3 separate regions of the Homo sapiens genome follow, and regions 1 and 3 are each linked to region 2. The links are chromatin contacts, found by Hi-C or POLR2A ChIA-PET in ENCODE. All regions are on one chromosome and are shown on one strand. The core of a region is the stretch at or near the end of the contact, and the rest is flanking DNA. Distances in the headings are between cores, read along the strand shown.

Evidence for each region. Hi-C counts contacts between places; a loop is a spot of excess contacts on that map. ChIA-PET counts read pairs that join two places held with the same protein, here RNA polymerase II (POLR2A). Pooled maps may share reads with other maps.
Region 1: a loop to region 2 is called in a map with no recorded cell type, with 5 times the contacts of the local background. The contact joins the enhancer-like site here to the promoter of UBE2D3 in region 2. A Hi-C loop is called at or near these places in 1 of 37 single-sample maps with no recorded cell type and 8 of 50 pooled maps. POLR2A ChIA-PET finds 5 or more read pairs at or near these places in 2 of 52 experiments (T-cell and activated CD4-positive, alpha-beta T cell).
Region 3: a map of CD8-positive, alpha-beta T cell shows a loop between it and region 2 (18-fold over the local background). The contact joins the promoter of SLC39A8 here to the promoter of UBE2D3 in region 2. A Hi-C loop is called at or near these places in 12 of 168 maps with a recorded cell type or tissue (CD4-positive, alpha-beta T cell, CD4-positive, alpha-beta memory T cell, CD8-positive, alpha-beta T cell and 6 more), 34 of 37 single-sample maps with no recorded cell type and 28 of 50 pooled maps. POLR2A ChIA-PET finds 5 or more read pairs at or near these places in 16 of 52 experiments (CD4-positive, alpha-beta T cell, CD4-positive, alpha-beta memory T cell, CD8-positive, alpha-beta T cell and 10 more).

Annotation. Positions count from the first base shown.
Region 1 is chr4:102,541,687-102,544,386 of GRCh38, reverse strand. The region is part of intron 5 of NFKB1 (nuclear factor kappa B subunit 1); the gene reads right to left. Among named protein-coding and RNA genes, the nearest start is that of NFKB1-AS1, 41 kb to the right of the region's middle. Within about 2 kb of position 1,291, at least 2 of the 41 ENCODE cell types and tissues checked have a DNase peak (open chromatin) inside an H3K27ac peak, as active enhancers do.
Region 2 is chr4:102,826,284-102,829,123 of GRCh38, reverse strand. UBE2D3 (ubiquitin conjugating enzyme E2 D3) reads left to right here and starts at 1,573. Exons shown (of 8, transcript NM_181891.3): 1 at 1,573-1,697; 2 at 2,488-2,639. The coding sequence starts at 2,616. UBE2D3-AS1 (UBE2D3 antisense RNA 1) reads right to left here and starts at 1,069. Exons shown (of 2, transcript NR_131186.1): 1 at 939-1,069. RefSeq lists enhancers at 1,021-1,582, 1,254-1,643, 1,583-2,144, 2,727-2,840 and silencers at 1,694-1,823, 1,844-1,893.
Region 3 is chr4:102,344,102-102,346,801 of GRCh38, reverse strand. It overlaps SLC39A8 (solute carrier family 39 member 8), which reads left to right and starts at 1,320. Exons shown (of 9, transcript NM_001135146.2): 1 at 1,320-1,457; 2 at 1,887-2,358. The coding sequence starts at 2,140. RefSeq lists an enhancer at 788-837 and a silencer at 2,018-2,267.

The DNA.
Region 1 (2,700 bases), core at 42-2,541, 280 kb after region 2:
TTTTTTCCACCTACTGGAAAACTGAAGGGAGGCTTTCTGGGCTATGTGTTGAGCAACATAAAGCATTTCACTTCATTTAAAATTGATTAAAAATGCAAGAATAAAAAAAGAAAAAATCTTAAAAAATATTACATAGATCATTTAAAAAGATAGCTGCTATCAAAAAGCTAAAGTGATACAAGCTATAGCATGATTCTTAACCATGTTAAATCTTTCCCTTTGAAAATATGATAAAAAGTTATACTCATCTCCCAAGAAAAAATGCACATACATACATGTGTAAGTCTGCATATAAATTTAGGAATCTAAAAAGCGTCTGAAACCACCAACAGGGATCCATAGACCCCAGGTTACAAAGCCCTTCTGTTCAATAAGCAGCTTTTCTCATGGTTTACAAAACACACAGTATAATGTACATAGGGGTATGGTTATTTTCCCTAATTAAATACTTGCGCAGTGAACAGCTTAGGGGTTCAATGGAAATCCTAATAAATGATATGAACTAGGTTCTATACGCACACATAGCTGATTATTGGTGATTTTCTCCCCTGTTGTTTTAAGTAATTGAGTCAGGTTAAATTATTTTAAATTAGTACTCCAAATAGATCCAAACCACGTGAATCAGACAAGTCTATACAAAGGAAAGGGAGATTATGCAAGGATATGTGATATCCTCAAATGCCACAGCAGATCGGGTAGTCTCTATTCGACCTCGACAGAAACTTAACATTTAGGATTTTTAAGGAAAGGCACGAAGAGTGGAGCCTTTTTTTTTTTTTTTTAAATCAGTAGTGGAAGGGGACAACAAAAAAGCTGTTGTTGACCTAAACATTTCAACACGTCTTCCACTCAACATAAAACACTCAGGAAAGACAACATATGTGAGAACCAGCTTTCAGAAAATGTTTGATTAAAAATAGTTACACTTCTATCAGCTGGGTTTCAAGTCCCTTGCATTTGATATTTATAACTAAAGAGAAACTAAGAATACTAACTGGTAAGCTATTTGTACTTTACAATCAAAGTCATTCTTGTCAATTTCTGGTTTTGCATAGAGTGGACCACACAGAAGGACGTGTCACATTAGTTAGGATAGGAAGGGGTACTTTCTGGTCACTCTAGAGGAGGATTGGTGAGAGTTTCTGAAGTCCCATGGGGCTGCTTCTCTTGTCACCCACCTCTGTGAAAGGGAACACAGTTTGATTTTTAAAACTTCACGCGTGGCTTTCGGGAAAAATAGGGAAGTGAGCCTTCCCTGGCACTCCTTGCTGAGTCAAAAGCAGGCAGGGACAAGCTTGGCCTAGAGGAAGGTTCCTGTGCTTTTCTGCCAGCCTCTCCTATTAGGAGCTCCGTGATGAAATTAGAATGGAAAAAACTTTAAAGGGAAATTTTATAGGCAGTATAATAGATTATTAAATGTTTAATGATGGGAAATTTTTCTTATGAAAGGACAAGATATAAGAGTTAGTCTGCATACTTACTTCCCCTAGATTTTTCTCTGAATATTATTTTTTGCTATAAGAGTTAGTACAAACTACATTGTGACAAATACATTTTTATCTAGACAGCAAAGAGGAATCAATAGGATCAAAGTGAGTACCAGTTAATCTTCAATGGCGTCCAGTTTGAACCTATGTTTGCCCTGAAAAGGAGCCATCCTATACAATGGCAAATTTGGGTTGAAGTTAGTAAAAATTAACTTTCTTGAAAATGCCAGTATTTATAGATGCATTCTTATGTAGTAAAAATATAAAAACATCTTGGGGAGTGAAAGTTCAGAGTAGCAGCTTACCTAAGAGAAGGAAGGAGGACAAAGTGATGGATAAGTGGGGTTTTAGCTGTAACTATTTTATTTGAGAGAGAGAGAGGACAGAGAGAGAGAGAGAGAGCTATCAAAAGCAAATAAGGTAAGATGCTAATACCTATTAAATTTGTGTTGTAGTACATAGTGTCTGTTATGTCAATTTTTAAACTTTCTATATGCTTGAAAGAATTTATAATTAAAATTTTTTTTAAAAAAAGAGCATGAAGACTTGCACAGCAAGATATCAGAAAGCTAAATGGAAATTTTCTTCTTAGCTATGTGAAAGACACAGGCAGAGCACCAGATGGTTCAGTAGCCTGAGTTCTAGAAATAATCTCAACATGGTAAGAGGGTCTGTAAGCTAGCCTACACCTATGCGAAACAGGGTTTTATGCATGGGACACTATTCCAGTAGAAAATGCAGGATTTGAGTAGACTTCTAGAGTTGGTTTTAAAATGATTTAATGTAAGGCATCAAATCTAGACAATCAGTAAGAGAGTAACCCATACAGGCTATATTTTCACATGTTCTATAAAGTATAGTTTGGTGTCTACAGCCTGCAAACCACAGCCAGGCCCCAAATCTTTCAAGTTGGCCCCTGACTCTTTCCTGCTGTCTCCATATGACCGAGTATGCACTGAACTATCAGCGTTTCCAGGTTCCTCTCCAGGCACCGCAGAGTGGTGGCGCTCTCACAAAGGCATGACAGGAAGACAGGGTGTGAGGTTGGAAGGAGAGAGGCTGTAGCTGAGGAAAAGCACAGCCCATGGCATTTTACTGTAATGCCTGAACAAATGCACTTAATGAATATGTGGCAAATGTAGGCTCAGAAGTATCATTTCTTTCCTGTAAATGTAAATGCTCTCCCTCTGAAGTTCCTGTGGGAATGGCTTCT
Region 2 (2,840 bases), core at 324-2,823:
CTAGTTTGAGAAGCACTGCTTCACTAGTGACACTACATGGTCACTTGAACAGTATACATTAGACTACTTATATTCATCATTGTTGACGTGTTAAGTTTTTATTAGGTAAAACTTTCTGCAACAGTTTTCAAATTAAGTGTATTTTTAAAACAAGTTTATTTTTCCAAGTAATTGAAGATCTCCACTTCGGTAACTGGGGTCATTAAGGAATGTTAAAAAACCTTAAGCTGGTCAGTGCTTACCCACTTTTAAATTCCTCATAAAAATTAAGGTCTTTCTTTTGCCTGAAGGATACACTAGAGAGCATAACTGCCGTCTCCATACTTTAAACCCTTGACTAAAACAGGCCAATCCTACTGAGGTAAATCCCACCTCCCAACTTGGATATTTCAGGAAGTATTGTATTGTTTTTCTGACTCTAAACTCTACCTAATTAACTAATTAGTCTCAACACTTTCTGGCTCAAGAACTGAAACACAGCAACAGAAGCTAAAGTTTGAGAATTTAAGCTTGTTCCCACATCTACACCTTGGCGGACGGCAGCGACTGATTACGGAGACCAGTGAAAACCCTGCCCCTAACTCTCTCTGTCCTAGCCCCATCCACTCAATTGAGCTTGACTCAGCCTGCTCCCTGCTGTTCTCAGTATTGCTCCCTTAGGGTCAGACGTGCACTAGACTTCAGCACGTGGGAGCGCTGATGAGCGGCCAACCTGGGTCTATTTAAAACTACTATTCCCATCTCGAGGGGCGCCTCCTCCCACAGCATAACCAGCCCAGGAGGGCAGGCGAGTAAATACTGCTCACCTGCTCCACCGGAAACCTCAAAATCCCGGCCCGAGCTAGACTAAAGGTATCTGGTAATTAATCCTTGGCACCTCCCACCACACGCTCCTGATTGGGCGCGTGAGACAAGGCTGTGTCTGCGCGCGCTCTTACCAGTCTGGGGAATTCCATTTCCTCTACCAACCACCGGCATAAGCATTCAGGGGCGTTGCTTTCCTGGCAGTGGCCCGCCCCAGTTCGAGCCGGTGCCTTACTGCGTCTCGCGAGAACTTATGCATTTTGGAGGCGGAACCCCGTCAGGAAAAGCGCACAAAACTGCTCTTAAGTCATTGCAGAGCTACCGCTTCGGTTAGCCAGCCACGAAGTTCTCGCGAGAGTCGTCTCCTCGATACCAAGTGAGGAAACTGGGGGACGCTGTGGGGAGGGGCGTGGGGCTGGATCGCGCAGCGGCTGCTTCCTTTACCTTCCTCCCATGGTCTCCTTCCGGTTCTCGATGCTTCTCTGAGCCTAAGGGTTTCCGCCACTCGTTCACCCTCCCCCCAGCTCATGATCCTCCTCCCTCCCCCGCCCTCCTGGTCCAATCTCCGATCTGTTTAGTAAGAAGGTGCTGTTCCGAGAAGAAGGAAAAGGGCTTGACACGTATTCACTCGGCCCCGGACGTGGGAAGCAAGCCGTCTGGCTTCGGCCTCACATCGGTCTTGTGCTCGGGACGGCGGCGTTGGCGGACTGATCCGCGGCGGTGAAGAGGCAGGAGGAGGGGGAGGGGCGGAGCGTGGCAGCTGGCAGTAGTTCCGTCAGAGCGGACATCTTGTGGCTGTGTCGTGCGCGTGAGCCCCGTAGGGCCGGGGAGGCACCAGCTGCCGCGCGGGGAGGAGGCCGAGGCCGCAGCTTGAGGGAGGCCCCGGCCCCTCTGTACGCGTGGGTGTGGACGGCTAGGGCAGGGAAGGGAGGCCGGCCCAGTGGCCGGCCGGGTAAGAGGGGCAGTGCGGGACCTGGGCGGCTTGAGCGGCCAGCCTATTGGGTGCGGTGGGTTAGGGTGGGAAGGTTGGGGAAGCCGCGGCCTCTCCTGCTGGAGGAGGAGGGGGAATGGGCGCGTCCTCGCGCCTAAGCCGGAGCCTCAGGGACAGCGCGGGCGCGTGGTGGAGGTGGCTGGGCGGGCGCGCGCGGGAGCGCGCTGGAAGGCGGAGTGAGTGTACGGTGGCGTCAGGGGTGACACAGAATAGCTCGCTGCGAGGATAGCAATACACATCAAGTCTCCCTTCCTTTATTTCCTTCCTTTTCCCGGCCGCACCTTTGGACAGAAACCGAAAGCAGCCCGGCGTCCGTCCGGAGTCTTATGCTTCCCCCTCCCCCCTTGCCTTTCTTTGCCCTAGTGACGCCGGTATAGCGCCGACTAGGCCCCGGCTCCTCCTCTGCTGGGCTCCGGACCCTGCCCCGCACCCACCCCTTTCTCCTACGCCTCTTCCTCTCCCACCCGGGTCTCTTCCTTTCTAGAGGCCGGGAAGTTAAACTTGTAGCCACCACCTCCGCTCTTCCCGTCACCCTCGCCCCCACTTCGGGCCGAAAGCACGGTACAGAGGCTGTTGGTGGCTTTGCCACGCCACCCCACCCACCCCGGATCGCGGCTGTCTTAAGGGACCTGGATTCATCAGGGGCTCTTCGGGGCCTGTGCGAGTGCTGATCTGCTCCGTTTTTGCAAAAGGCGCCTGTGTCTGGCAGAGCTGGTGTGAGACGAGACAATCCTGCCCCGCCGCCGGGATAATCAAGAGTTTTGGCCGGACCTTTGAGCATACACCGAGAGAGTGAGGAGCCAGACGACAAGCACACACTATGGCGCTGAAACGGATTAATAAGGTAACCCGCGGGGACAAGGGCATGGGGTGGTAGGAGAAAAGGAAGGCTCGGGCCAAGAGGAAAGCGTGGGGGTGGGAAGGAAGCATAATTCTGAAAATACCTCTTGGATCACTTCTTCCATGGGGGGATGGAGAACGCAGATATACTTCTTGAAGAAATGAAGTTTAAAGCTAGGAAACGGAGAACACTTGTGGCAAGTGA
Region 3 (2,700 bases), core at 71-2,570, 480 kb after region 2:
TCTCTTTCTTCTGCAGTTATGTCTTTAGGTTCCTCTTCTAAGATTAAGATTTTTTCCCTTTCCCCATCTTTTCCCCTTTGTCTAGACTTAATGTCTCTTTAAAATGTGCTATTTTAGGAGGCTGTGCATTCTCCTGATGAAAGGCAAGAACGGCATCTTGTATTCTTTTTATTGTCCTTAGTCACGTGAATGCAAAATGTCTGAGACAGGTCTCAGTCAATTTAGAAAGTTTATTTTGGCAAGGTTAAGGATGTGCCCCTGACACAGCCTCAGGAAGTCCTGAGACATGTGCCCAAGGTGGTCGGGGGTACAGTTTGCTTTTATATATTTTAGAGAGACATGAGACATCAATCAATATGTGTAAGATGTACATTGGTTCAGTCCAGTAAGGTGAGACAATTGGAAGTGGGGGCTTCCAGGTTAGAAGTATAATAGACAAGAGACAAAAGGTTGCATTCTTTTGAGGCCATGATCAGCCTTCCACTCAATAGACAGTTTAGTCTGGCCCAGTGAATCTGCATTTTTTGCATAAACGATGGAGAAGAGAAAGCAATCAGATATGCATTTGTCTCAGGTGAGCCTCAGAGGGATGAATTTGAATAGAATGGCAGGCAGGTTTGCCCTAAGCTGGTCCCTTCTTGATGTTTCCCTTTAGCTTGGTGATTTTGAAGTCTCAAGATTTATTTTCCTTTCACAGCCATCTAACAGTGAAGCATGGTTTCACTTTACACTTGAACCACTATATCCACCAGATACAAACTTTGCCTCAAACACCACACTCACTTTACACAAACCTGTTGACATCACACCTAAGTCAGCTTTTCTTGAGCTCCCATATGAACAAATAAACATTCCTCTGATCTGCGGATATCCCGCCAGGAAGGGCCGGCTTGGGCAGTGCTGGCTCAGCTAGCCCGCCACCGCTACCATTGGATTTCCTCTTTCTCCTCTGATTTTAAGAAGTGAGAAAAAAAAGCAATTCCTGTTAATTATGTAGACAATGCAAGGGTCTCCAGGCTCCATTTCAGCAAGTTGGTTTCATCAAGATCACGAAAAGATGCATGCGTCCCCGAGACCAGAGAGGAGTTAGGGACCCCGACACGGAGGTGGCATCAGGTAACCCTCAGGAGTGAGGGTGGGGAAGAGGGCATGGCTGATGCTGGGAATGAGCAGCGCCCGCGGAGGGAAGGCCGGCGGTCCTGCGCCCCGGCGTGGACGCGCGCGGGAGTTCAGGCTGGGGAAATGGGTCACCACGTGCTACGGAGGCGGGGACAGGGCCCTCCTCCCCTTATTTGTAAAGAGCGCCGGAGCGGATCGCGGAGTTTCACCGCGGACCTGTCAGAGATACAGAGGTTGTGGGGGCGGGAGACAGAAAGAGAGAGAGATCCAGAGACCGAGTCTTACGTTGACACGCAGAGAGAAAGACGCAGAGACAGACAAACAAACAGATAGGAGAGGTGAGAGGCCAGCGAGTGCTTCCGATTAACTTGCCAAGCTCAGAGAAGATCCGGGGAGAGGGAGGGTCCCCTTTAAACGCGCAATCCCCAGGACTCCGGAAGAGCCCTTTTCTGCAGCTCCTTGGGGACTGCACGTCTCACTTCTAAGTTTGCGGCGGAGAGAATAAAGCAGAAAGACAGGAAGAGGAGGTGGAGTTCTACAGTTAGTGTGGTTTTAGTTTTTCCTAAGAAGTGGCGTGGTTTGGGGCTTTATATCCGGGAGGAGCATATGTACGCAAATCCTGGGGCGTTTGCAAACCCGGATCCGGGGCGTCTGGCCCCATGCCCGGCCGGGCGTTTGAGGGCTACTGCCACGCAGCGTTTCTGGAGCCTGCCGGCTGGTGCCCTGGTGGCCTTTATCTCTGTCCCCCTTTGTCCTCTTTATCTCAGGCTCTCCAGGAGGCCGGGGGGCCCACTCCGCCTATCGCTCCCCTCGGCTACGCTGCCACTTCAATGCCCCGCAGGTCGCGAGCTGCTGTTCTTTCGAAGGCGTCGGAGAACCAGGGGCGTCCCGCGCCACCTCTGACTCGGAGCAGCGCCGAGCACTGACGCTCCCGCCCTTGGGCAAGGACGCCAGTGCGCCCGCGCGCGTCCCTCTGCGCGGCAGCCCGTCGCGGGCCCTCAAGGGGAAGCCCAGGCCAGGATGGCCCCGGGTCGCGCGGTGGCCGGGCTCCTGTTGCTGGCGGCCGCCGGCCTCGGAGGAGTGGCGGAGGGGCCAGGGCTAGCCTTCAGCGAGGATGTGCTGAGCGTGTTCGGCGCGAATCTGAGCCTGTCGGCGGCGCAGCTCCAGCACTTGCTGGAGCAGATGGGAGCCGCCTCCCGCGTGGGCGTCCCGGAGCCTGGCCAGCTGCACTTCAACCAGGTAAGGCCGCCAGGTCCGGGCAGCCCTCCGTACTGTGGGTGTCCCTAGACTTCACTTTGTATATGAGCCGTTTTTATTTGGGAAAAGTGCAGGAGAAAGAATCTTGTTATATTTCTCAAGTAGAAGGCGGTATCTGGTGACACTTGCTTTTCACTAGACGAGGCTGAAGGATTAAAAGGTTAACGTTGTTAAGGGATTTGGCAGCCGGAAACTGCAGTTTTACGCCTGATGAACTGAGAGGTCCGACTCTGGTGATTTTAACATTTTATAGAAAACTTTATGAAGTAGTTGAGGGTGTGACGCCACTTTAACAGATGCTTTTTAGATAGGAATGAGTTACTT